Regions from separate parts of the Mus musculus genome. Here all the other regions are linked to region 5. The links are chromatin loops, found by intact Hi-C in ENCODE. Cell type or tissue: left cerebral cortex. All regions are shown on one strand.

Region 1 (4,000 bases), 700 kb after region 5:
TGCAGGACATTTTCTTAAGTAGTGAATGATGGGGAAGGGCCCAACTCACTATGGACAATGCAGTCCCTGGACTGGTCTTTCTGGGATCCATAAGATAGACAGGCTGAGCAAGGCCAATGGCCTCTGTGTCAGCAACTGTCTATGGGTTCCTTCCCTGCTGGAGTTCCCACTCTGACTTCCCTCTCTGATGGATTGGAAGTGTAAGCAAAATAAACCCTTTCTTTCCCAAGTTACTTTTGGTCATGGTGGTTTTTTTTTTTTTCTTCTTCCCAGTAATAGAAACCCTAAGACAAAATTAAACAATGGATAATGTGGAGTCACGCCTGCATAAAATGCACAAGTCTTTTGTGCCACCTGAAGTTGGAAGTCACACCATTTGAAACCCATAGTTTGGTGTTAAAAAAAAAAAGTGCTTTTGCTTTTTCCTGTTGAAGTGGCAGGGTAGAATCAAACCCCTCCACAATGCACACCGATGACGTCATTTTGGTTCTCAACGTTGTTTATCCTCCAAGAAGTCAAGGTTTTCGTAGAACAATAGCTAATTCTGTGTCTGGTCTGGAAGGGAAAGGCTTGTGGGAATTCTAGAACATTTACTCCTTGCTCCATCAGAAAACCAAGTTTTGAACAATTGGGTCAGTCAAAACTTTACATAACCAGTCTAAAAGGAGTCTCTCCTGGCCACAGGTGGGGCAGAGTTGAGCACGCCGAGGAGAAAGGCTATCCGTCAATAAAAATCTACCTGAAATCATCAGCCCATAGGGATAACCAAGAAGACGATGGGACAAACTAATTCTCAAGATGAATTAAGTCCAGTGAGGTGGCTCAGATGGCTAAAGGCGTTGGCAGAGCAGGCCTGGAGACCTGGGCTCAACCCACGCCTGGAAACCACAGAAGGGGCAGGAGGGAGCAAATGCCACAAAGGGGTTCCCTGGCGTCCGCACAGTGGCACAACACACACACACACACACACACACACACACACACACACACATGCACACACCCTCCACACACATACAAAAGTAAAAATTTGAAAGAGAGCAACAGTATGTATTTCTGCTGCTAACTTGTCAGGTCTTGGAAAGTATCTATGTCAAACAAAACAAAAAACAAACACCCTGACAGACTTGGCTCAGCTCAAGGAAGACTATAGGAGGATTATTGGTGGTTAGATAAAAGCCAGCTTTCCTCAGGAACTTGTGAAATGGGATTCCCTCTGCCAAAAGGAGTCGTGTCCCTTGCCTCTGGCAGAGGGGACATGTGGCTGTCCATTGATACATACCCATGGCTGCAGATCAAAGTCTATGCTGGCCTCCAGGTTTCCTCAGACCCTACTTACACCCCAAAGCCCAGGTTAGCACCCTGGCCCTTGCCACTCCTCCCCCACTTTGCTAACTCCCAGGCTGCCTCCATTCACAGGCTTCCTTCCTCCCAGAAACCAGCCAGCTCTCTATAAGACTTTTTCCCCTTTCCCTCGTATGCTATTCTATACCATACTCCTTGCTACTCTGGCTAGTCTCAAGACTATTCTATGACACACACACACACACACACACACACACACACACACACACACACACACACACCTTTCTCTCTGCTCCCAATAGTGCTGGCCATGTCCAATCTGCTTATTTCTCCCTCTGCTCTGGACTCTTCCAGGTGCCTCTGGATGTTCTCTCTGTCTCTGTCTCTGTCTCTCTGTCTCTGGGCCCCCCACCCCGCCCCCTTGCCCCCCTGCCCCATTCACAATAAAATCTTCCCCCAATCGTGGAGCGGCCAGTTTGGCGGCTTCCTTACTGTGTCATCGCTCACAGTACTCATTTGTGTTGGGCTTATTGACACACTCGTTTTATCATTGGAAAATGCCAGCAATTGCCAAGAGGTCAGTCACAGGCCGATTTCTCCTCCACCAGTCCCTGTCTCCAGACACCACTTGCATCCACCTGCAGGCCTGTAATTGCCTCTCTGGGCTCTCCATCGATTGCTTCCCACACGTTACTGTCCCCTGTCACGTCAAGCGCCCGTTTCCCGCACTTTACTGTCTAGTCAAGGTTTCTTGCGAAACTTTCCGTTTTACTGAGGAGTTGCAATGCCGATGATATCTCTCCTCTGTGATACTCCTCCCTTTCTCTTTAAAATAGGCGTCTTGTTTTCCGTGGGCCTATTTCCTTCTTTGGCCTGTGTGACTTTTCTGGGGATGCGGATCTTTTTCCTTTGAATCCGGCCTGACCTGATCCGGTGGCCCAATTCTACCGCCCACCCGGCGGGAAGCGACTTCATTGCGTCTACCGGTGTCTGGTGCCACCTTGTGGCGAATTCTGAAAAAAAAAATCCATTTGTTCCCACTAGAGAGGAAGCTCCGTGGGCTTCCCGATGAGAGAAAGGGAAAAGCCCAGGCTAGTTTTCCTGGAACCAAGGCTCAGTTGGAGAAAGTCCCCAGGCTTAGACCGGAACATAGAGTTTCTCCATTGTCACTTGCAAGTTTAGCTGCCACCATGTCCTCTCTCTCTGCATTCACTGACACCAGAGCATGTGCCCAGTGGTCCCTTTTCTCTGCCTCTGCTCTACTCTGCAAGCCACTCACCTTTATCCCAGTCGTCCACCCCCCCCCCCCCCCCCGATCATTCAATCTAAAGCATTGTGCATAGTTGGTGAAGTCAGAGCAACATCCCTGTTGACCCAAACTGTAGGTTTGGTTTTGGTTTTCCGGCTCCTGGGACCCTGGTGATTCCTTGCCAGAGTGGGAGGCTCACAAAGAAGATGCAATGTTCACTCCTTGCATCCCTTAGCGAGCAATCGGCAGCCCTGGGAGAGGCCGGAAACTGATCCACACAGAAGAGAACCTGAACAGAAGCCCTCCAGGGACCCGAAATAGCACGAGGTAGCTCTTACCTTTACTCTGCTACCTGAACTGCTCACCTACCACACACTACAGGCCTCGAGATTGCCTAGGGACCTTCAGCAAGTTTTTCATACTTGCTCATCCTAAGGTCGTGCCTGCAGCCGCAGCTGCACAAGGCCCCCCACCCCAGATCAATTTGTCCAAAGTTCAAGGATACTTTTAAGTTTACTTTGAGATCATAAATAAAGCTCCTAGAGAATGCTGAGTCGGGACTTTGGGGGCTCCGTAATTGATTTCAGGGGACAATTTGGGATTCTCTAGGAACAGTGCGCAGCCAGAATGCCACTGTGATTACAAATACTGTCATCTTGCTGGGCAGTGGTGGCGCACGCCTTTAATCCCAACACCTTGGGGGGGGGGGGCAAAGACAGGTGGATTTCTGAGTTTGAGGCCAGCCTGGTCTACAGAGTGAGTTCCAGGACAGCCAAGGCTATACAGAGAAACCCTGTCTCAAAAACAAAACAAAACAAAACAAACAAACAAACAAACAAACACTGTCATCTCAGGCCAGGTGTCCTGGCCCGCGTCTTTAACCCTGTCTGGAAAACAAAACAAAACAAAAACAAAACAAAATAAAACAAAACCAACCAACCGAACAAAAAGAAATAACTGTCATCACTCACAAGAACACACAAGATCAGAAACTGTAGCATTGTGAAGCTTTCACTTTTCAAGGGTTGATCTCAACTTGCTGTGACTCCCCCCTCTTTTTGTTCTCTTGTATTCATTCCCATTTGGGAAAACAACAACAACCACCAAACACCCCCGCACCCATTAAAACCCCTGCAGATTCTACCCTGTGCTAAAGGCTCAAAGTAAATGTCTGCCCAGTGAACAAAAATGCCAGGCGCTCATGGAGGTTCACACGAAGGAGTGAAATCCTTAGGAAAAAGGAGTCAGTGTCACGAGGGTCCTGCAGCCAGAGCTGAGATGACATGTCAGTGAGTGCTCGGTACACTTGAAAGTCAGGAGTCTAAGAGGGTACACAAATAGACACTGTCTGTACCGAGCTGCTGAAGAGAAGGAGGGAAGAGCTACCGATCATGTTGGCATCACGAGGCCAACACCCCCTGACTCTAGACAAAACAGAAGAGGAAGCAC
Region 2 (4,000 bases), 640 kb after region 5:
AGGAGTTTCACTAGAATTCCTTTTATTAGCAGAATACTTGATTTCTCTTCCTTTGTTTTCAGAACTTGGTTTGTTCTCCTAGTGTACATTTATTCAGTTAATATTTGTTGAATGAACAAGTGAATTTTATATGCACAATACCCTTTTACTTTTTCATCTTTCTTGTTTTCTCATCTTGGTTATGTATCCAAAGTAATCATTCAAACCTGAATAAAATATGATAAAATTGTTCCCTATCTTTAAAAGAACCTAATCGTGCTGAGCATGGTGATACAGGTCTAAAATTTCTGCATTTGGGATTGGAGGTAGGAATATCAGTAGTTCAAAGCCAAGATCATCCTCACCTATATAGTGAGTTTTAAGGCCAGCCTGGGCTACATGTGATTACAACTGACCAAACAATAAGAAAATAAAACCAAACCAAACTCAACAAAACAACTTGATTTAATCCTCTATTTCTGATGTGCTTCTAATTTTTGTTTTGTAAGTAGTAGAGTGTTTCATTAGTTAGAATATTTAGCAATATAAACTATATGATGTTGTGGCTTAAAATGTTGATTACAGTAATCTTGTAAATTTCCTTCTCTTTATGCCTGCTGTAGCATATCAAAGTTATTGTTGATTTTTCTCCTTTCATAGTTCACTGAGAGATTGTAACCCATCTAAACTTCCTGACTTAGTTACTTGGGTACTGTTACTTAGCTGATTCTTATCAGAAACAGGAAATTGTCAAGTGATGAGTTAAAGCACAGCAGACTGTATGTGTAACTAGCATGGTAGATTTCCCTGTAGATGTCCCCCCCCCCCTTCCTCCGCCACTAGTTGTTTTCAGACAGGAACATCTAACTTGCCAAAAAAGGGTCCCATTGCTCATGACCTATGCCAATGGCAAACATTCTCCTTCCTCAGCGTTTCCTGGTTAGATGGTTTGATAGCCTTTCTTTGAGACAGGGTCTCATTGAGTAGCCCTGGCTGTCCTGGGACTTTCTATATAGACCAGGTTGGTCTTGAATTCAGAGATCTGCCTGTGTCTCTTTTGAGTACTGGGGTTAAGGGCATTTGAGATCACAAGTGACTGTCTTGACAAACTTAATATTAGGTGTTCTTAATTAATTTATAGAAATAGGTGAAGTATAGATATTTTGGTCTGGTGTACTCATTGATTTAGATTTGTAGTTGACTAAGGGATCTATAAAGACAAGGCAATTTTATAATAGTAGGATGCTAGTTTCTCTTTTACTATGAATATTTAGTTGTCTCCAAATTTGATGGCTGTCACAAAAAGTATGAACAGTTGGAAGGTATATAAAATTTAGTGAGTATTGAATAACAATATAAGATTATGTATGTGGGAGACTGATTCTGTGTTTTAAGTCATCTTGGTAGCTGTTTGGTTCCATACTTAGTTGATTTACATACAGTAAAGCCCTTTTTGGTGTAACTAAGTATTAAAATACAAGCCAGTCAAAGAGACAGGCATAATTATATTGGAAAGAATAGGGGTCTAATTAAAAGAAAATCTCTCCTCAAAGTGCTTGTAGCAGTCCAGTGTTAAACGGGAAAAGAAACACAGGCAAGGACTGGGGGTTTTCATTGAGGCAATCCAGGCCCTCTATGCTTCAGACCATTCATTATCTGAGGTACAGACAGATAAAGCTATGTGGTTGCTTTTGCTTTAAAATGTTTATTTAACCTGTTGTTGAGTTCCAAGGTAAGTAAATTTGTGAGTGAGTGTGTTTGTGTGTGTGCTCCTCAGAAGCTGTCCTGAGGAGTTTATGACAGCACCTTTTACCAATCTGGAATGCACTAATTGCACTAGGCTGGCTGACCCTGGAGATCTGCCTTTGTCTCTGCCTTCCCAGAGCTGGGATTACAAGTACACCACCATTTCCATTTCTGCTTTTTCTTTTTACATGGGTTCTGTGGTTTGAACTCAGGTCCTCATGTCTGCAGGAGGCAAACTATGTTTAGAGCTCTCTCCCTCTCCACTACTATTCCATTTCTATGAGAATTGGCCCTATCATCTCCCCACCCCCTCATCCCAGATCCCTCTTAGAGCACTGTATTATCTAGTTAGCTGTTTATTGCTGTGTTTGTACATAGATTCAGTTAAGGACACTTGGAAGCATGTAATTAAAAAGGAGCATGCTGATGTCCTGGAAAGGAATTCCAGTAGCAGAACACAGGAAGGCACCAACATTGGGACACAGCTAATAGCGCCACCTGGTGGAAGTATAGGTGAATGTTTAAGAACTCCTTTCACGTGAATTTTCCTAGTTTTTGTTTTCTCTTGGGAGTGCTGAGAGTTCAGTTCAATTTTGACTTTACTTCCCTCTTGCCAGTCATCCTGTGCTTTGATCCCTCTTAGTGAGATAGGCATGTTCCTGTAGATAATCTTAACTCATGTTGTGTGGGGATGTGATATGGACAGTAGTATGTGTTTAAAAAAAAAAGCAAATTTTAGCTAAATTTGATAGATGAGGTTTAGAAAACTTAGGCTAAGTTTAAGCAAAAGGGTGTTGAACAGAGGGTGTAGCCAGGTGTGCATGCCTTTAATCCCAGCACTTGGGAGACAGAGACAGAAAGCACTCTGGAAATTCAAGGCAAACCTGGTCAGCGAAGCAAGAACTACATAATAGAGAAACCCTGCCTCAGAACAAAACAACAAATAATAGGCCATAGTTACAAGTTAATATTGAGAGTGCTGGAGAGATGGTTCAGAGGTTAAGAACACTGCCCTTCCAGTCTGAGTTCAATTCCTGGCAACCACATGGTGGCTCACAACCATCTGTAATGGGATCCGATGCCCTCTTGTGGTGTGTTTGAAGACAGCAACAGTGTACTCACATAAAATAAATAAATCCTTTTTTAAAAATAAGTTTAGTTCTGTCAGAACATTTAAGAGAATTTGTTTAGAGTCCTTTTTTATGTAAACCAATGAATTACCGTTGTGGGGGAAAGCATATCTTTTTTTTTTTTTTTGAAGGTAGTTCTTTCTTTCTTTTTTTTTTTTTTTATTACGTATTTTCTTCAATTACATTTCCAATGCTATCCCAAAAGTCCCCCACCCTCTCCCCACCCATTCCCATTTTTTGGCCCTGGCGTTCCCCTGTACTGGGGCATATAAAGTTTGCCTGACCAATGGGCCTCTCTTTCCAGTGATGGCCAACTAGGTCATCTTTTGATACATATGCAGCTAGAGTCAAGAGCTCTGGGGTACTGGTTAGTTCATAATGTTGTTCCACCGATAGGGTTGCAGATCTCTTTAGCTCCTTGGATACTTTCTCTAGCTCCTCCATTGGGGGCCGTGTGATCCATCCAATAGTTGACTGTGAGCATCCACTTCTGTGTTTGCTAGGCCCCGGCCTAGTCTCACAAGGGACAGCTATATCACCGTCCTTGCAACAAAGGCTTGCTAGTGTATGCAATGGTGTCATCGTTTGGAGGCTAATTATGGGATGGATCCCTGGATATGGCAGTCTCTAGATGGACCATCCTTTTGTCTCAGCTCCAAACTTTGTCTCTGTAACTCCTTCCATGGGTGATTGTTTCCAATTCTAAGAATGAGCAAAGTGTCCACACTTTGGTCTCTCGTTCTTCTTCAGTTTCATATGTTTTGCATATTGCACCTTATATCTCGCTATACTAAGTTTCTGGGTTAATATCCACTTATCAGTGAGTACATTTCATTTGAGTTCTTTTGTGATTGGGTTACCTCACTCAGGATGATGCCCTCCAGGTCCAACCATTTGGCTAGGAATTTCGTAAATTCATTCTTTTTAATAGCTGAGTAGTACTCCATTGTGTAAATGTACCACATTTTTTGTATCCATTCCTCTTTTGAGGGACATCTGGGTTCTTTCCAGCTTCTGGCTATTATAAATAAGGCTGCTATGAACATAGTGGAGCATGTGACCTTCTTACCGGTTGGGACATCTTCTGGATATATGCCCAGGAGAGGTATTGCAGGATCCTCCGGTAGTACTATGTCCAATTTTCT
Region 3 (4,000 bases), 120 kb after region 5:
GGCTGAGGCAGGTGGATCTCTGAATTTCGGGCCAATCTTGTCTACATCATGAGTTCCAGGCCAGTTTAAGAGAGAGAGAGCCTCAAAACGTAAATGAAATAAATAAATAAAATGACATTAACGTTAAAGTCTCAGGCCAGAATTTGAACTCTGTGGGAGTCCTGCAGAGAGGTGGAGTGAGGTGGATTTAGGAAGGGTTAATAATCAACTCTGGCAGGCTTTTTTTATTTTTTTATTTTTTATTTTTTGGCTAAGAATGAGAAATATGCACCTTGTACTTTGCCTTAAAGACCTGCCACTTCGCTGGGTAAACAGATGAGAAAGCATTCATAGTAGAGTTTTCGAAAGCACTGGAGCAGCACTTCTCAGATGTTAGCATCTGAACTGACTAAAGGGTCCTTGCTAAGAGGTCAGCAGCCTCCCCCCCCCCCCCCCGCCCCCGCCCCCCGCCCCCGCCGCCGCCTTGCATCCCCTCTGATTAGTAGGTCTGAGCCCGAGCAGTCTGCTCCTAGTTTACTTTTCCTATTTCCTCCCAGCTAATGCCAAAGCCGCTGTGTTGACAAGATTCTCTTCTTGACCAAACTTCGGTCAGGCTCTACTGAGCATCTCTTGAATAGAACTGACCTTGGCTCCCAGGTCCTCTCTTCTAGAGGGTAGCTTTGCCAAGAATCCTGCTAAGTCAGTTATGCCAGAATCTTCCACCCTTGATGAGGGATCGCCCTCCATATTTGATAAGGTTCTTCTTCCACTGTCCCCCAAATGATGTCTGAGCACCCTGGCTTGCCTTCAACCAAGCAAACGTTGTTTGTCAGATTGCTCCTTGCCCTGTGTTCCCTATTAATTTTCTATCCATTGAGCTCCCTCCCCGATACATCTTGTCTTTGGTGTATTCGGGGTTGAGGCCAACCTCTCTCCCCTACTGTAAAACCCTATGGAGCCTAGACCTAGCACAATGGTCTCTAAAAGTTTACTTCACCATTCTGTGTCTCGTCACAAACTTAAAAAACATCAAATAATTTGTGTGTATCAGAGTTTGGGCGTGCACATGTGGAAGTCACAGGACAACATGGGGTGTCAATGGTCCCCTTATTTGTGTGAGAATTGGGTCTCATTTGCTTCTGTACATGCTAGGGTGGCTGTTCCGTGAGCTTCCTGGGATTCTTTTATTTCTGTCAGCTATCTCACCTAGGCAACCTCTCTGTACAGACACTCATTACTCTGGCTGAGTACTGAGTTTGGGGACCCCAATTTTGGTCCTCATACTCAGGCTGGCAAAGGCTTTAACTTAGCACTGAGCCAAGTAGCTTCCCAGCTCCTCTCCCCTTTAAGAGACCCTCTCTGGAGCTCAATACGTAGCTCACAAAACATTTCAGTCTTGACGCCATACAAACCTACTTCTGTTCCTGTGTATCCCATCTCTGAAATCTGGATATAAATTATTTCAAGGCTAAGTTTTAAGAGCAAAACCTGGCACAGCATTTGGTAAAAGTTGGTCAGAGCTCATTATCTATTCATTTTTGGGGGGAAGAGGGTCGACGAAGCCTGGAGTTTAGATGGCTAACGCAGAACGAGGAATGAAGTCCTTGTTCTGTGTGGCTACACGGGCACAGAGCTGAGAGGCAGGTATTTCCTAGAACAGGACCGCCTTGAGCCTGAATGCAAGCCTGTGACTGCTACCAGCTTTAGGGCCAGCGACGACGCGCAGGCGCAGACTCGCAATGTCTACGCTCTCTGCGCATGCGTCCTGAGGTGCAGTGTGTGTCACGCTGGCAGTCAAAAAAAAAAAAAAAAAAAAATGGCGGCGGCGATTAGGATTCGGGCGGTGGCGGCTGGAGCGAGGCTCAGCGTTCTGAATTGCGGCCTCGGCATCACGACCCGCGGCCTTTGCAGCCAGCCGGTTTCAGTTAAAGAGCGCATCGACAACAAGCGCCATGCAGCGTTGCTGGGAGGAGGCCAGCGCCGCATCGACGCGCAGCACAAGCGAGTGAGTCACGGGCGCCAGTGCGTCCCGCCCCCTCCGCTCCCGCCCTATCACAGCGCGCCGGGCTCGCGGCGCACGAGCCTCCCAGCCAATAGGCGCTGCGCCTGGGAGGGGCGCGGCGAGAACGTCCACCTGGAGAACCTAGAGCCCCCTCGGGTGTCAGTAGACATCTGCACCACTTAGGGAGGTCCCCAGGCGGTGGTGGTGGGCATTGGTCGTCGGATGGATGGATGGATGTGACCGGTCTCCAGCTGCGCTCCACTTAGCAGCTTTGAACTTTTGGGAAAGGTGGTCTTTAGAAAGCACCGTAAACAGAATAATGTCTTCCAGGTCTTGTTTGAATAAGATTGCCACGTTAATCGGCCACAGGCTCTGAATTTAAAAGACGGGATTGTTCTCCCGCTGCCTGAAAGTGTTTATGACAGTTTTTTTTTTTTTTTTTTTTTTCCCTTCCCTCTTCTCGGGGAAGGAAGCAGTAAAACCCAGGCACGAAGTATTAGAAAAAACTTGGTTATGTTCACATTAACCTGGTGTGTTGTCTCCCTGCGTGCTGGGGATTTGTGACGCCTGTGACCGAGGAAGTCTGGTTGGCCTCTTGAGAGGTTCATGTATCGATCTGCTGCATAGGAAGCAGGTGGACTTTCTATAAACTCTCAGGCTACTCTGCTGAGAGCAGCTGAGGCGGGAATCACATTTGAGCTTCTTCTGGGGAGGTCATTTAGCAGCAGAAAAACAAAAAACAACAGAAGCTGGAAGAGGTGACCCTAGACTTGAAGCCAGACTTGCCCAGTGTGTCCTTGACAACTGAGTGAGTCCAGGCAGAAGAGCTGGATAAGTTAACATGAAGGTTCCCTAAGGGAAGGGCTCCTGTGAAGGGCATGCAAGTCTTACCCAAGTGTGTGAAAATCTGGGTCAAATGTTGATTCAGATGTCCTGAGTTAGGTTTGAAAAAAGAAAAATGCTCAAGGAAAACTATTTATTCCTCTTGACACTTAGGGATGTAAATGTGGTTGTAAGGTTTATGGTGAGCCATAAGCCCTCTCTCCCTTGGGGTCCCTCTGAAGGGCTATTAAGTTCCCTGGGAAAGCCTGTCACTGCTCTGGTAACCTTTCTCTTGGGACACCCTTGCTCAGTTGCCTATTGCACCCCAGGCAAGATCCTGATGCTCTTACATTAAGGCCTTCAGAGCAGGTTTTCTGCTGTCAGAGTTTATTTAGTTGGGAGGCTAATTTGTGTTCCCTTTAAGCAAGTTTTTCATTATGTCCGTGAATCAGATGTCCTAAAAGAGGACCAGAAAGTATGAATATCTTAAAATTTATCGATCTGTCTATTATCTATATATCTATCTATCTGTCTATCTCCGTAGTTGTTAGATTATTTCCCCCCAAAGTACATTTGTTTTCCACAGCCTCTTTCCACAGCCTCTTTGGCTTTTACTTTTTGTTTGTTTGTTTGTTTGTTTTTCGAGACAGGGTTTCTCTGTGTAGCCCTGGCTGACCTGGAACTCACTTTGTAGACCAGGCTGGCCTCGAACTCAGAAATCCGCCTGCCTCTGCCTCCCGAGTGCTGGGATTAAAGGCGTGCGCCACCACTGCCCGGCTTTACTGTTTTATTAGAATATCTAATTTAAAGTTTTAAAATTTTTCTTCTTGTTTGTTTAATGTGTATATGTGCTGTTTTCTTAACACAGTAGGACAAGGAATTTATAGATTTGAGGTTTTGGGAGCCTAAGAGGTGGAGGCTTTTGGTAGATTGAGGATTCAAATTCATCTGAAAGGACATTTTGAACTAGGATCTCATGCAGCCCAGGTTGGCTTTGACTTTTCTTTGCAGTCAAGGATGATGCTGAACTTCTGACCCCTCTACTTCTAACTCGCCCCACCCCCAACCCCACCTCCCAGCTCTGATAATAGAGGCATTCATTAATTTTTTTTTTTTTTTTTTTTTTTTTGGTTTTTTTGAGACAGGGTTTCTCTTTATAGCCCTGGCTGTCCTGGAACTCACTTTGTAGACCAGGCT
Region 4 (4,000 bases), 160 kb after region 5:
ACATGGTGGCCCACAACCATTTATAAAAGGATCTGGTGCCCTCTTCTGGCATGCAGGTGTACATGCAGCACAGAAATCATCCATATAAAATAGACAAAATACACACCATCACAGTCCCCCACTGTTTATGTCCCCCACTCTGTATGTCCTCTACTTTTTATGTCCTCCAGACTTTATCTTCCCACTCTGTATGTCCCCCACACCTGCTATTCTCACTATCCTTTCCTGTAATTTGAAGTAAATTTTGCCTAAAATCAGTACATCTAATTCTTTTGGCAATTGTTGGCCAGATAAATCTTTCTCCATACCTTCAAAGTGGGAATTAAAAAAAAAACCCATAAACATATGTAATTGAATCTTATCGGTATGTTTTGAAATTCTTTACAACAAAAAATTTAAAAGATAGCTTTTTTTTTTTTTTTTTGATTGTTTTGCTTTTTTTGCTTATTTGCTGTCTGTCTGTGCGTTGCTCTCAGAAACCAGAAGAGGGCATCAGATCCCTAGATTTGGAGTTACAGATGGTTGCGAGCTGCCCCACGTGAGCACTGGGACCCAAACCCAGGTACTCTGAAAGAGCAGCCAGAGATTTTTAACTGCTGAGCCATCTCTCCTGTGTTTTAGACGTTTTTAATCCCAACCTGGAGTTCCTACCCTGCTTTAGATTATTTAGTTCCCAGATAGGCCTTAATCAGCACTAGAGCTGGGCGGATATCTACCCTCTATGCTGTTAAGATAAATTTTCCTATCTATAACTCTGAGTTATTATTTGCTATGTTTCAGCTGAGCTGCTCTTAACTCTAACTGGCGTGCTTTCTGGGCTGCTTATCATGGTTTCTCTCTCCTCCCCACCCCCACCCTTTGTGGTCCTCCTCCAATCCTAATCTAGGGAACCCTAGACCCCGCCTATGTCTCTTCTGCCCCGCTATTGGCTGTCGGTATCTGTATTCACCAATCAGAAATAACTTGAGGAGCAAGGTCACATAACATCACTTGGTTTTAAGTGGGGACTCTCATTTCTGGGGCAACCAGGTCTTGGGGGCGGTGCTTAGCATCATAATACATAGCAAAAGACCAAACCTCGTGCAGGGCGTGGTGGCACACGCCTTTAACCCCAGCACTTGGGAGGCAGAGGCAGGCAGATTTCTGAGTTCGAGGCCAGCCTGGTCTACAAAGTGAGTTCCAGGACAGCCAGGGCTATACAGAGAAACCCTGTCTCGAAAAACCAAAAAAAAAAAAAAAAAAGACCAAACCTCAACACTCCGGCCCCATAAAGACAGCTTCTTACCCCGAAGTCCAGGTTGTTTGCAAACTTAAGAACTTTGAATTTAGCCTCTCAGGGCTGGGGTTAAAAAGTCTGTACCACTGTGTTACCGGTGACTGAGGTTCATAGCTTCTTAGGCAAGAATAAAATAATGGCTCACACAGATTAACAAAATAGTAATGTAACGTCACTCAAAGCAAAGATACAGACCAGAAATACACGGTTAAGATTGACAGAGGACTGTGGGAGTGGAGGTACTGAAGACCTCCATAATTGTTTGGGCTTTGATGGGGTTCAAGGGAAGGAGGAGTGTGTTTCCTAAGGCGTATAGTTTGGGTGGTTCTTCATTTTAAAAACTTTTAAGAAGGTTTATTTTATTTTATATGTGTGTATACTTTGCCTGCATGTATGTCTGTGCACAGCATGCATGTAGTACTTAGGGTGGCCAGAAGAGGGCATCAGCTACCCTAGAACTGTGCTCTTAACCACCTACCCTCTCCATTGCCTGGTTTTCTGTTTTAATTAACAAATATAGTTCCATTTTCAGAAGGCATATACCTTCTGATAATGCATTTGATTTTAATCATGTGCACGACAAATTATGCAGAGGCGTAAGATGGTAAATGGGAGATTCCTCCCTAGGCAAACACGATTGCCTTCGTGTGCATGTATCCACAGATCTCCATCTCCATCTTTTTTCTCTTTTCTTTTCCTTTTTAGATAGGGTTTCTCTGTGTAGCCCTAGCTGTCCTGGAACTCACTCTGTAGACCAGGCTGGCCTTGAACTCAGAAATCTGCCTGCCTCTGCCTCCCAAGTGCTGGGATTAAAGGTGTGCACCACCACTGCCCGGCTAGTTCTTTTCTTTTTAAAATTATTATCAATAGTATTCTATGAACACTTACAAATCAGTGCGTATGTAGTGGGAAAGGCCTTACTGGTATGATTCTAAACAAGGACACAACATAGAAGATACATAGACACTTACACACTTTGTCACATTGCATGTTTTTCTGTTATCTCCCTAGGTAAATTCATATTCCAGCAAGAGCCTTAGAGCTGTTGATGCATTTTAATGAGGAACATCTTTATAAACAAGAACAGGAAAAAGTACTCAGAGAGCTAATGATCTTCAATGTTAACTCATAATTGCAGCTTTAAGTGAAAGGCCGTCCGTATCTATTGGTGTCTTTTCATTGTCCCTTGGGTATACTGTAAGAAGCAACGTTTGACTTTAAAGGGTCAGCCTTGGATATGTATTAATGAGATCACTGGTGCATGGCAGTTGGCCTCGTTATCAAGCAAAATCAAACTGACAGCAGTACTTGCTTTTACTAGTGTGGGCATCCCTGGATAGATTGGGATGATCAACTGCTCTAAAGCCTATACCAAGTGGGCCATGGTGATGCAGGACTTTAATCCCATCACTCAGGAGGCAGAGGCAGGTGAATCTCTTGTGAGTTTAAGGCCAGTCTGGTCTACAGAGGGAGTTTCAGGATAGCCAGGTCTAAACAGAGAAACCCATCTCAATAAACAAACAAAAATAATTCATAATCAATTTAAATGTACCTGCAGATGGGAATATTCAGTCTGAAAAATTCAAGTGTTCTCCTTTTAAGTATTTACTTTGGATTTTATTTTATTTTATTTTAGATAGGGTCTTACTATGTAGCCTAGCCCTGGCTTTCCTGGAACTCACTATGTAGACCAGACTGGCCTTGAACTCAGAGATTACCCTTGTCTCTGGCTCAAGTGCTGGGCTTAAAGGCATGTACTACCATGCCCAGCTTGGTCTTCTTAAATATATCAGAGCTTATAACCTAGAGAACATTAAACATAAAACAGCAACAACAACAAAAAAACAAAAACAAAAAACAACAACAACAAACAAACAAAACACCAGACATTTAAAGAGGTAATATCAGACTATTCTTTTTTCTTAGTTTGTCAATGTCAGTGGAGAGAACTAACACACACGAGCGAGTACATGGGCACACACACACACACACACACACACACACACCATCCATTAACAACACAGACAGAAAAATACTAACTGATGATTTGGATAGGGGATTTATTGCAGGATTGCTTATTTAGTAAGAGACTAGAAATTTGAGTGGTCACTTAAATTATGCCAAACTGTGGCAATTAGTTATGGAAAATCTACAGTATTCGTGGATTCTTAAGATAGTATATATTTTGTTTTTAAAAATAAGGAAAATTTGGTTGAAAATAATATGCGCAGGACATGGCTACAAAGAATTGTGTCAAAAGAAAAATGTTTGTAAGAGAAAATATGTTGGACTTATCGAATGTCTCTGGGAAGACAGATGAGGGCCTGAAGTGGCCGCTTCTCAGGGTGGAGTTTGAAGAGTTGGATTCATTTTCCATTGCCTCCACTTCTGTGTGAACAAACGTTTTACCTGAAGTAGAAGCTGCATAGGAAAGTCTGGTACAGTGGTGCACACCTGTAATCCTAGCATTTACGAGGCAGAGGCAGGATGATCTAGAGGTTGAGGTCAGTGTGGGCTTCATAACCAGTCAGAACCTCAGCCTCTCAGTCAGTTGTCTGTCTGTCTGTCTGTCTGTCTGTCTGTCTGTTTCTCTCTGTCCTCCTTCCCTTCCTTTCCCCGCTGCCCCCTCAGTCATACCAGAACACTGGCTAATGGGTTTTTACAGAAGCAGTCTCACTTAAGGTCTCACTGTACCGTCTTTGTGCCTCAGTTTCTTCATGGAAG
Region 5 (4,000 bases):
ATTGTTGGACAAAGAAAAAACTATACAAAGAAAAAAAGAAAAAAGAAAAGTTAAGAACTATACTAGTCACTAAGAGAATATAATTAACTATCTCTGCTGTCGTCATTTTCATGGTATTTGCATATTATTGCTTATAGGTATGAAATGCATACTTTTATGTTAGTATTATACTTTGTCTTCAATGTAGAAAAATGATTCTATTACTCAGAAGTAAGCACTAAACTGGAAAATATTTGTAACAGTAAAATAGCATCATAAAGAGTATCAAGACTTACTTGGAAGTACATGATATGAATCTGTACATACTGAGATATCAAAATAACTGTACTGTGGAAATTTTAGACCATCAGTATAACAATAAAGGGCTGGAGATGTGTGTGGCTCAGTGGTGAGCACTTGTCTGGCATGAAGTGTCCTAGAGCCACAAAACAAGTCAAAGCAAAAGTCTAACAATGAGTATCTGAAAACAGAACTTTGTATTGGTTGCCTGTTCTTTCCAAAGCCCTTTCTATTAGGAAATCTAGCCAAATAATAGCATGAAGTTGCTGAAACTTTAGTGTTAAGTTTGCACAAGTGAGGTTCTTCTAGAATAATTGCAACATACTCTCTAGTATGAAATTGACTAATCGTATACTTGGGCATGAAAGTGACCAAACTAAAGAAAGATCTTACTCATAGCAAAACAGTGAAGATCATAATTAATAAATCATAAAGCTCTGTGATAAAAGAATATACATTCTGTTTTGGTAACAATTTTGTCAGTGTTTTTAAGACTAGAAAGAACATCAGCTAGGTAAGAAAGTACTCCAAAAGTCAGCCCACATTCCTTATTTCCTAAAAAGGTTACCAACTGAAAAGACAAGTTATTTTGGCAGTGAATGAAAATAAAAATATGAATACCAACAAACTATAGCCTTTGACTTACAGCTTTACATGTTGGGCCAAGAGATTGTTAGTGACTAAATGCTCTGCTTAAGTATGCCAACATATGCCAGCCTTGAAAAGGGAGGTGGCCCATTTACGTTTTTACAGTGAGCAATGGGCCTTCGAAGAGTTCTCCGTGGCCCTGGCACTGGCAGGGAAGCTATTCTGGGGCTCACACAGATGGTGTCTCAGTGGTTTACTCGGTTCTCACTTGGCCTGAATCTATCACTTTAAGCTAAAATTACTAAGCTGTGCAGTAGCTGCTTCTCACCATAGAGAGAGCTTTAAACTTGTTCCCCTTTTCTCTCGGCATAGAAAGAAATCAATTTTTAGAAACATTGTGTAGTTGTCCAAATTATTTAGAAAGACTGAGAAGAAACTTCAGAGCTCTGACAGTCAAAGAATGAATTGGTGGTCCACTCAGTATGACTTTCCAGGTAGAAGAGCCAGGTCTCCATTGCTTGACTATGTTTATCTGAACTCATCGCCTATAGTTAGAATTCTTTGTTAATTCCTCTCTTTATTTCATCTACTTTCAAAAATAGCATGTACTAGAGCCAAGCATTTTCTATCCTGGCAGCCTGTGTCATGAATTAGTTTCCATCTTCATATATACAAAGAAGGGGACTGACACATGATTCAACTTGTCTGTCAATCTGACTAGAGGTCTTGGTGAAAGACTGTCAGTTTTATTTTTCTCACTAGTAGTAAAGAATGATTCTTGCTATTTTTTATATTTCAAAATTGTGACAAAGTTGTTAAAACAGCAAGCAAAATGGAGAGCCAGCTGCTACATGCTTTCACCACTAGATGGTAGCCCAACTTCAGTAATGAAGAAACAATACATCTGCTATCAAGTTGAGCCTCAGAATGTGGCAACTGGGGAGATGGAAGACACAAGTGTGTTATTTTACACTGCAAACAAAGCAGCTTAGCAAAGACTCACAACAGAACACACCTAACACACTTATGTGTTTCTTTTTTAATTTTAGATACGTGACTGCTTTGCCTACATGTATGTATATGTACCACATGTATGCCTAGTGTCACAGAGATCAGAAGAGGATATCAGATTCCCAGGATCAGATGGTTGTGAGCCATCTTGTGGGTGCTGGGAACCAAACTTAGGTCCTCTGCAAGTGTTCTTACACCAAGTCATCTCTCTATCACATAAAACTTTTAAATTCCTAAAAATTTAAAATTCTGCCAAAAGGTAGAAAGACTGATAGAAAAATATCTCCATAGTTGAGAGCATGTACTGCTCTTCCTAAGGACCAGAGTTTGGTCCCAGGACCCGTGTGGGCATCTCACAACTACCTGTGACTCCAGCTCCAGGGGGATCCACTGCCCTCTTCTGAATTCCATGGGCACCCACTTGTATGTAGGTGCATATATTCACATCTACACATAAACATAATTTTTTAAAAAGTAGAAAGGAGAGAAAAGTAATGCAGATCAAGGTTTTATAATATTTGCTTCCATAAATAATATACATACTTTAACTTACTTTAAATTAAGCTTATAGTCTAAATCAAGAAATAAATTTATACAAAACTCTAGTGATAGTGAACAATAAAAATTGTATGTGTATATTGATACTGACTTTGAGGGCCAGGCCAGCAAGATGGTTCAGCCATTAAAGGTACCTACCACTAAGCCTGATAACCTTAGTTCAACTTCTGGACTAACTAGGTGGAGATGGCCAAATACCAAAAGTTATCCTCTGACCTCCACACTTGTGCAGGGCATGTGTGTGCAGTCAAGTAGGAGTTTCATCCCATGGAGTAAGCCTTTTGACCAATCTTTTTTTAAAAAGTACTTGGTTGCCCCTATACCATTTGTGCCATTATTGTACAGTATATCTTGCAAGCAAGCTACTGTTACAGGTGACCAGGATTTGTAGCTAGAAAATACTGATGATTACCCTTCTCTGGTAGCTTGCAGATTACATCCCAATACCATGAATTTTAGTCAGCAGGAGTGAAGCTTCTAGTTAACACCAGCTTTACTTTTCTGTGCTTGATAGCATATGTAAGTATTGCCATCAGCAATCGGGCTATTAGGCTGTGCAGAATAACCTTGACAATATCCTGGGATATTTGGGGATTTCCACGGGGCCAAAGACTCAACAAAATGTAACTCAGTGCTAGCACTGGCAGTTTATTTAACTTGGTAACATAAGGTGTCTAGTCAGGGCATTGGTGTCATATATGTATATATTTTAGAATATGTCTACAGTAGTATGTTGTCATGTAGTTTTTAAATGTCCTTTAGCGTTAGTTAGTTGTGCCTCCCTGTACTCCCTCCTTTACCATCCCTCTTTCTATTTAATTTTCCTATTTCTAGTTTCTCCTTTGTCTCTGCATACCAATATATCTTATTTCTCCTTCCTTTGGAAAACCTTTCCTTCCTGCTAGTCCTTTACTCAATACCTTTGTAGATTTCCAGATTGCAGCACACATATTGAAGGTTTAAAAGCTAACATCCACATATAAGAGAAAACATACAATATTTGTCTCTTTGGATCGGAGTTACCTCACTCGGGGATTTTTTTTTCTAGCTCCATCCACTTATCTGATAATTTCCTGACTTAATTTTAACAGCTAAATAGTATTGCATTGTGTAAATGTAGCACATTTCCATTACTCACTGTCAGTTGATGAGCGTGTTGACGGTTTTCCTTTTCTGGCTAGTCTGACTAGAGCAACAGTGAACGTGGATGAGCAGGTCTCTGCAGTGGGATGTAAAAGATGCCATGCCTAGTGGAGCTGGATATTGAGGTAGAAGGATCCCAGCTTCCTGAGAAACTGCCACACTGATTTCCATGGTGGCTTTACTAGCTTGTACTCCCACCAGCAATGGATGGATGTTCCCTTTCCCTACATCCCTGCCAGCATATGTTGTCTTGAGTTTCATTGATCACGGCCATTCTGACTGTGGTAAGATGAAGTCTTTAAGCAGGCTTAATTTGCATTACTCTGATGGCTGAAAATGTTGAACATATCTTTAGATGACCTCAGCAACTTGTGTTTCCTCTTTTGAGAATTCTCTGCTTAGTTCTGTACCACATTTTTTA
Region 6 (4,000 bases), 140 kb after region 5:
CTCTCTTCTATCCCTCCCCTCTTAACCCCTCTCCTACCTCTCTCCTCCCCTCCTCTCCCTCTCCCCCTTTTCCTCTCCCTCTTTCCTTAACTTTTGTTTCTGACCTGGAATGAACCCAATTGTCATACCTCTTTATTTTCTTTCTTTAATTTGGGGCAGTTCTGTAGTCTTTGTTTTTCATGATCTTAGTTTAAATTTTATTTATTTATTTATTTATTTATTTATTTATTTATTTATTTGGTTTTTCGAGACAGGGTTTCTCTATATAGCCCTGGCTGTCCTGGAACTCACTCTGTGTACCAGGCTGGCCTCGAACTCAGAAATCCGCCTGCCTCTGCCTCCCGAGTGCTGGGATTAAAGGCGTGCGCCACCACACCCAGCAGTTTAAATTTTTAAAAACTTCTTTTGAACTGGGTCTCACAATATAGCTCCGTGTTGACCCAGAACTTGCATGGTCTAGGCTAGTCTTGGAACTCAACAGAGAACTCCCTGTCTCTGCCTTCCACATTCTAGAATTAAAGACTTGTGCCACTGTACCTACCCTGACCTTGACATTACAAAAACCAAGCATCTTTATTTAAATTTAACTGAAAAACTGAAAAATCCATCCATTGTGACATGCCGTTCAGTGTGTCAAACAGCGTACATTTCTGTAGTGGTAGAATCCTTACCTGGGGCCTTGAACCTGCTATCCAAGGGCTTTCACCCGTCCCAGAGTCAGCTAAGACAGGTCTTGAACTTAGCTTCCCACCTCAGTCTCCCAAGTGCTGGGCTTTCAGGTGTGAGCCACCATGCCCAGCTTGAGACTATGTCTTGAGAACAGCTTGAGACTGTTCGATGGACTTGTAAAGTGTGTTATGTATTGTTTTATTGTGGTCAGTTTACTACTTACGTAGCAACCTGCTGTCCGTTATTAGAAGAGGTGTCTCCGATTATCGTCACTCACCCGATTACACCCCCTCCACGTCTGTCAGGGTTTGGTTCTCATGTTTTAAAGCTCTTGCTGATTTATCCATCTGAGGACTCTGTTAGTGGTGGACATTTTAAATTTTTCCTTGATTTTTTAATTATATAGATTTTTTAAAAATTATATTTATTTTTGTGTTGTGTTGCCCTTGCTTGGGTGCATGCCACGGAGCGTGTTGCGGACTAGGACAACTTTCAGTGGTCAGGACTCTCCTTCCATGTGAGTCCCAGGCCTTCATGCTCAGAGGCAAGGCCTCTACCTGACGAGCCACCTTTCTGGCCCTTTAGTATACATTTTTATAATTGTTATATTTTCTATGTGTATTGGGTCCTAATACATGATAGCTTTGTTTGTTTGTTTTTTGAGGTTCTCTCTGTGTAGCCCTGGCTATTCTGGAACTTACTATGTAGACCAGGTTAGCTTAGCCTACCCCTGCCTCCCAAGTGCTGGGATTAAAGACATGTACCACTGTGCCTGGCCCATACATGATAGCTTTCTATTTTATAACTTTTTAAAGTTACTTTGTCTGATAACATTGCCACCATGGCTCTATATTTTCCTCTCATGGAATTTTTTTTTTTTAAATCTCATATTCTCAACTTTTTTGTGTGTCCTTTTGTCAAAAGTAAAACTATAGAGAACATGTACATTATCTTTTAAAAGATCAGTCTGTTAGTCTCTTAGATGGATTTTTGGTGCCTGGATTCTTCTGTTATAACTCTCAAAAAGTTTTAAATTTTATGTGCGCTTGCATGTGCCTGTGTGTGCGTGCGCACATACATGTACATGCCATACGTGTACTGGCCTGCTGGAGGCGAGAGGAGGGCACCGGTTCTCCCTAAGCTGGAGTTAGTAGGCAGCTGTGAACTGCATGAACTGGGTGCTGGAATTGCACTTAGGTTCCCTGGAAGAGCAGCAGGCGCCCTAACCACAGAGCCAGCCCCCTTTTATGGCTTTTTATTTTTAGTTTTTATATTTGTATGTGTGTGTGGCCATACATGTGCTGTAATACATGCATGAAGGTCAGACAACAACTTGTGAGAATTAATTCTCACCTTCCACTAAAGGTAGACTGGAATGAAAGCTGAGCATCAGCATTGGCCACAAGCACACGTTTATCCCCTGAGACAGCTTTCTGGACTCCCCTACCCCCAGTTTCCTCCTTTTTTAATGAAAAAAACTTTCTGTGTAGTTAACACTGTCTGGCTATAGATCCTCCTGTGTCTGTTGAGCTTACAGGCATGTGCTGCCATGGCCAAGCAAAGCAGCCTGCCAAACCCTGCCATTGCTCCGCTCACCACACCCACCCACCATACCCAGCCATAACTCTGCCCGCCACGTCCACCCACATACCCAGCCATAGCTCCGCTCACCACGCCCACCCACCATGCCCAGATATAGCTCCGCTCACCACGCCCACCCACCATGCCCAGCAGTAGCCCCGCCCACCACGCCCACCCACCATGCCCAGCCACAGCTCCACCCCCTTTTGTATGTAGTTGAGTTGAACCATTTTAGTTCACTTCAATTTTCGCCATATTTTTATTTTTCAAAAATCGTAACCTTAGCCAGGCAGTGGTGGTGCACGCCTTTAATCCCAGCACTTAGGAGGCAGAGGCAGGCGGATTTCTGAGTTGGAGGCCAGCCTGGTCTACAAAGTGAGTTCCAGGACAGCCAGGGCTGTACAGAGAAACCCTGTCTCGAAAAAAACAAAAACAAACAAACAACTCCCCCCCAATTGTAACCTTTATTTTTATTTTACACACGTTGGTGTTTTGCCCGCATGTGTGTCTATATACCAACTACGTGCCTGATGCCTGTAGAGGTCAGAAGAGGATCTTGGATATCTTGGGTCTAGAGTTACAAAGGTTGCAAACTGTCACATGGGTGCTGGGAATTCAACTTGGGTCCTCTGGAGGAGCAACTGGTGCTCTTAACCACCGAGGTGTCATCTCTTCAAGCCTCCTTCGCTGTATTTTAAAGTGTCTTTTTCTTAGTGGTCATCTGGGGAATTACAACCAAGATCTTAACTGGTTGAAAGGAAGTTAGCATGAACAGTGTGTGGACTTGGTGCTTTTGTGTGTCTTCATCATTGAAGATCACTCTTTACTCGCGATGTCTCTGTTGACAGATTTAAAAGCCATATGTACGAACAATCGCAGGAATGTGCTTTGTCACAAGCTTTACCTAGACAGTTGGATTTACTAGTGACTCTTTTCCCACGGCTTCCTGTAGCAGTCTAGTGTCGTTTTATTTCAGAGCGAAGCTTTTGTGTTTCTTGTATGATGTCTCAGCTGCCAGCGACTTCCTTCAGCCTCTGTTATCTGGAAATGGCTTACTCTTCCTTCCTTGAAGTTTGGCTTTGTTGGATGTTGAATTCTTGGCTGACAGGTTTTTCATCAAGTACTTGAACTATGTCCTGCTGCCCCCTGGGCTTAACCGTTTATCTTCCTGGGATCCCTTTGTCAGAGGGGAGCCGTTCTGCCCTGCTGCTTCCCGGTTCCTTCCTGGGCTGGAGGTTCATAGTTTGACTATAACGTGTCACAGTGTGATGTCATTGAGCCCATCCTTCTTTAGAGTTTGTTGAGCTTTTTAAATGTGAACGTTTGTACAAGTCTTTCATCAAATCTGGGAAGTCGGGGGTTATATTTCTTCTGGTATTTGACTGGGCCGTTTCTGTGTCTCCTGGGTTCCTGTGGTATGCACATTGGTCCCTGATAGCTTCCTGGGTTCCTGTGGTACGCACTTGGTCCCTGATGGCTTCCCACAGGTCCCTCAGGCTTTGTTCATGTTTTTCTTTCCTCAACATGGTAACTTCCAGGGTTTTATCTCCAGGTTCCCTGACCCATTGTTTCCTGCGATTAAATCTGCCAGCGAACCTTCTACCAGTAATTTGATGAATAATGATTTCATGTCATTTATCATCCACAGTTTCTGCTTGTTTGTTTTCTATGATTTCATGTTATTCCTATTTTGTTCAGTGTTTTTCCTGATTTCCTGAAGTTCTTTTTCCACGTTTATTATTATTTTATT
Region 7 (4,000 bases), 210 kb after region 5:
TATATTTGAATTTTACAAATAACGGAACCCAAGAGACAGGTATTTAGAGCGTGGCTGTGCTCTGTAGTCATCTTGTGCTGAGGAACATATCCACAACTCGTTTTCTTTAACTACTAAGAAGCAGAGCTGCCCTGTGGCCAGCACACGTACTGCTGCGTGTGTGCGTGTGGTGCTCAGCGGACACTTACACGGCGTGCCGGACTCCAGCTCTTACTTTCATGTAGTTCATCCCTGTTCTGTCCTTCCGATTCAAGTCTTCTAACTTCGGCTGGCCTAACCAAGAGATCTGCATCTGGGGACTGAGAGAATGCTATTATTGATTTTGTGTAACAGATAACGTATACATGGAATCAGTCTCATTCCATTAAAACTTGGTTGGCTAGCTTAATCTTCATGTAAGGGAGTTAAATTTATCCCACTGTTTTGTGAATAACAAAGTTAATTGCCTCCAAGTATCACTAAGTCTCCACCGAAACAGGTTAGGGTGCTATTAATCCTTACACTATGTGTTAGCTTTATGCCGCAATCTCTGTCAAATAAGATATCCCCAGACTTCTGATTCAAGTTGCCATTCACTGTGTATATAGCTAGGCAGCAGGGCCCTAAAGAACATGTGATGCTGGCTTTAGTATTTAAAAAAAGGGTATAACTCAGAGTCCTCCTAACACACAGTTTCTCAGTGCTATGAAATCAAATTTTCACCTGTATTCTATATTTAAAGGAACACAGAAAATAGTACACATATGCCCCTGGTACCATTTTATAGGTGATAAATTTTAGTGGTTCCGCAGATAAAAATCTGTCATGTGAAATTCTAAGTAGCTGTTTTTGTATCTTTTGGGATGAAGAAGTCAATGGACAATGGGACTGATAAAATGGTAGTCAGGACAGTAGGGTAGGCATACTTATCTATGCAGAGGCTAGACACAGGCAAAACTCTTGATGCCTACTAGCACTGAGAGACTGATAGTCAACGTTTGACATAGATTATCCTCTCAGGTTTTTACTGAAGACTCTTTGGTGTGAAGCTGCCTTGTAGCTTTACTCAGGGTCTGAAATACTTTTAAAATTGCTTCTACTTTCAACATATTAATTTGCTTAGTTAGAAATTTTATCCACCAGTGAAACTCACATCATTACCCCAAATATATATAGAAATACATGTAAAGAACTCAGAGAGCTTTCAAGTTGAGTGTAAAAATAACACAAAATTAGGTTTTGTTTTTCTTTTGAAGCAAAGTCTCATGTAGCCCAAGCTGTTCTCAAACTCACTGGAGAGCTCAGCTTGCTTTGAGCTCCTGCCTCTTCCCTCCCAAGTATTGGAACTACAGGTACGTGCCACCATGCCTAGCTTAAAGTGAGGATCATTAAATGGATAATAAAGGTGGAACAATCATTTGAGGCTCCTTTACAGACAGCCTAGCAAAGTTCTCACAGGCTCTTGTCAAGGAGATAGAATGCATTATTTTTTCCAAGTCTCTTGAGAAACAGATCTACCCAATAAATATGCACTGTTTAGTTACAGGTCTGTGGACCTGTTCCTTTCAGAAAAATATAGTTATTAAAGAATTAAGGGAAAAAAAGATACTTTCAGTAGTAATATATGGGACTGGGCAAGGAGATGGTCTCAGTCCTAGTATATACTAACAACATGTCATTTAGTATTAATACTAAAGGATATTTAATATTTTTAAGTTTCCTTCCAAAACCCGCCTAGGTTTAAAATTCATTTTATTCTAACACATTCCTACTGGTGGAGAAATGACCAGTGAATCTTGAAAGATAAGAAAATTGAGGCTATTTAAATATGAAGTTTGTCCCACTAGATCAAGAAAAGTCTGAATTTTGAGGAGAAAATGTCTACAGCAGTATTTGGACATTTATATACTATTTACTCTCCATTTGTGGCTTCATTTTTGTAAGACCTCACCAACAATGTGCTCAGCTTTTTGTAGTTTCACTTTGATGTTTAATGCCAAGAAAACGAAACTTTTAGTACTTACTTATGTAAAAAGTCTGGTTCAGAGCCATGCTCAGACTCAGGTTCCTGAATCTGCTCTCCCATGGGACGGCTGTTTTCTCTAAGTACCGTGGAGGTGAGCTGTGGGGTTGGCAAGGGTCCAGGAGTCTGAATCATCGTGTCAGTCCTATTTAGCCATGTGTTATCCAGACTTTCATCTGCAAAATGTCAGTTAAAGTCTCAAATTATCAGAGATGGAACAAACTTTGGTGGCAGTTATAATGATTTGAAAAGCACAATTCTACAGTTAGACTCTAGTTTATCTATTTTATTTTGCTACTTTGTTTTTTAAATTAGTCTCATATAGCACAGGCTGGTCGCAAACTCACCATGAAACAAGGTCCTTGCACCCCCGATTGTCTTGTATCTATCTTGCAAGTACTGGGCTTACATTCAGTTTTTGTGGTGTTTTCTTCTTTTTTCAAACAGGTCTCATCATGTAGCTTAGGCTGGCCTTGACTTCCTGATCTTTCTTACTGCCTTAGTCTCCAACATGCTGGAATTACAGGCATGAGCTATCATGCCCAATGACTGGCTAGAGCAACAAAGTTCCATAACTCCCTTGTTTGGCTCTGTATTATATTAATGACTTCTTATAAAGTTCAGTTTTCTTATACCTAAAATGAGGATATTACCTCATCATAGCTGTCAAATACCACACTGCCTCCTGTCTCCTTTATCTTTAAGAATTTATGTATCCTAGAAGGTGAAGAGTAAAGTTAGTCAGAGCCCTCAGCAACCTTCCTTTGCTTTTCCACCTACTGCCTGAGCCTACATGGTGTCCCAGGGGGCTTTTACAGAGAAATCAGCAAATGCTGCTAAGACAAGTGGAGACTTATCATTAGAGAAGCTCAGAGTTTTCATGCCATAAAGTCCCTCTGGGGAGCCTGGTTGTTTTATCCAGCTTTTAATTACATTCTCTTTAAGGAAATAATAATCATTTCTGTTTACCCAGACCTTAATTATTTACTATCCTGCACTAGCAAGTGATGTGCTGTGTTTTTTCCTCCTTCTGAGGTTGCTTTGTAAAGACTGGAGCAGGCAAACATTTGCTTACCTAAGCCATCCTAATAAAATAATGCATAATGTATTAGTTTTACTTATAAAAACTATTCTATTCCGAGTTTGAGACCAGCCTGGTCTACAGAGTGAGTTCCAGGACAGCCAGGGCTACACAGAGAAACCCTGTCTCAAAAAACCAAAACAAAAAACCAAACAAAACCAAACAAAACAAAACAAAACAGAAAACAAAAACTTTTTCTAATGAGATTTAAAAACTGATTCAGAAATATTTTAATCAGAAGTATAATATGAACCCTCTTGGTTTTTCTCTTTCTCTTGAGTCTCCAGAGCTGTGTCTGCTAGGTTCATTTACCAAAACACCTCTATCTCCTAGTGTTCTTAGGTTTTTATATTCTGTCAGATACACATGCACACTCTGGACTGACCCATCTGTTCCTAAAAATACTGATTTACAATGTGGTAAAGGTCATTCTATTGATGCTCACTTCTGAATATCTTAACAACAATGTTTAATCACCCATTCATAATATTTTTTATTTGGTGTTTACTCTAAGCTTTTGTGTTCAGACTGACATTATGTAGGTTCTTAAGCTGGTAGAGATCGTGTTAGCTTTCTATTTCATGTCCTCTCCAAATGTGGCTCCTTCTTACATCAAATCACTCTGGAGCCCCGTGTTGTGTGGCTCAGAGAACTGACCAAGCTGAGCTCAAACTGCCCATGCCTTTCCTTGTCTCTTTGGTTGCACTGAGTTCTTTTATTTCTTAGCTGTAGCACTTAGCCCAGTGGACACATAATTACCTCAGAAGCTTGCTCTCCCTGAATCCATCTTCTAACCTTTTAAAGACGCTTCACTGAAAACAGTTCTTAAAAAGAAGCCTTCACCTTCAACTCCAACAAGTGAAACTGCCTTTGAAAGGGATTAGCTATACAACCTATCCTGATAATCTCAAACAAAT

What was found. A loop is a pair of places that touch in the nucleus more often than their neighbours do. Peaks named below come from ENCODE experiments on the same cell type or tissue, not always from the same donor. Only the 100,000 strongest peaks of a DNase experiment are listed, where the experiment ranks them.
Region 1: it touches region 5 in a loop (7-fold over the local background); 23 of 42 quality-filtered maps call a loop at or near these places.
Region 2: it touches region 5 in a loop (2.4-fold over the local background); 4 of 42 quality-filtered maps call a loop at or near these places.
Region 3: a loop joins it to region 5, with 3 times the contacts of the local background. A loop is called at or near these places in 2 of 42 quality-filtered maps.
Region 4: it touches region 5 in a loop (2.8-fold over the local background); 10 of 42 quality-filtered maps call a loop at or near these places.
Region 6: it touches region 5 in a loop (2.2-fold over the local background); 4 of 42 quality-filtered maps call a loop at or near these places.
Region 7: a loop joins it to region 5, with 2.7 times the contacts of the local background. A loop is called at or near these places in 2 of 42 quality-filtered maps.

The regions. Positions count from the first base shown.
Region 1 is chr9:100,452,670-100,456,669 of GRCm38, reverse strand. It overlaps Gm28166 (a long non-coding RNA gene), which reads right to left. Exons shown (of 3, transcript XR_871066.2): 3 at 3,644-4,000. Among named protein-coding and RNA genes, the nearest start is that of Gm28166, 4.7 kb to the right of the region's middle. In left cerebral cortex, a CTCF peak has its summit at 2,305 (motif pointing left); DNase peaks (open chromatin) are centred at 2,302 and 3,930; H3K4me3 peaks cover 503 bases.
Region 2 is chr9:100,518,988-100,522,987 of GRCm38, reverse strand. All of the region lies in intron 1 of Nck1 (non-catalytic region of tyrosine kinase adaptor protein 1), which reads left to right. Among named protein-coding and RNA genes, the nearest start is that of Gm46139, 19 kb to the left of the region's middle. In left cerebral cortex, CTCF peaks have their summits at 2,214 (motif pointing left) and 2,838 (motif pointing left); DNase peaks (open chromatin) are centred at 2,202 and 2,763.
Region 3 is chr9:101,032,653-101,036,652 of GRCm38, reverse strand. Pccb (propionyl Coenzyme A carboxylase, beta polypeptide) reads left to right here and starts at 1,769. Exons shown (of 15, transcript NM_025835.3): 1 at 1,769-1,984. The coding sequence starts at 1,796. In left cerebral cortex, a CTCF peak has its summit at 2,197; DNase peaks (open chromatin) are centred at 1,726, 2,033, 2,609, 2,764 and 1 more place; H3K4me3 peaks cover 1,549 bases; H3K27ac peaks cover 1,536 bases.
Region 4 is chr9:100,999,970-101,003,969 of GRCm38, reverse strand. All of the region lies in intron 6 of Pccb (propionyl Coenzyme A carboxylase, beta polypeptide), which reads left to right. Among named protein-coding and RNA genes, the nearest start is that of Pccb, 33 kb to the left of the region's middle. In left cerebral cortex, CTCF peaks have their summits at 49 (motif pointing left) and 1,709 (motif pointing right); no DNase peak of the experiment used is centred here.
Region 5 is chr9:101,157,379-101,161,378 of GRCm38, reverse strand. The region is part of intron 6 of Ppp2r3a (protein phosphatase 2, regulatory subunit B'', alpha); the gene reads left to right. Among named protein-coding and RNA genes, the nearest start is that of Gm24338, 64 kb to the left of the region's middle. In left cerebral cortex, a CTCF peak has its summit at 1,725 (motif pointing right); DNase peaks (open chromatin) are centred at 1,087 and 1,718; H3K27ac peaks cover 685 bases.
Region 6 is chr9:101,017,283-101,021,282 of GRCm38, reverse strand. The region is part of intron 5 of Pccb (propionyl Coenzyme A carboxylase, beta polypeptide); the gene reads left to right. Among named protein-coding and RNA genes, the nearest start is that of Pccb, 16 kb to the left of the region's middle. In left cerebral cortex, CTCF peaks have their summits at 1,752 and 2,970; no DNase peak of the experiment used is centred here.
Region 7 is chr9:100,949,785-100,953,784 of GRCm38, reverse strand. It overlaps Stag1 (stromal antigen 1), which reads right to left. Exons shown (of 34, transcript NM_009282.4): 30 at 2,004-2,178; 31 at 189-299. Among named protein-coding and RNA genes, the nearest start is that of Pccb, 83 kb to the left of the region's middle. In left cerebral cortex, no CTCF peak of the experiment used is centred here; a DNase peak (open chromatin) is centred at 2,115.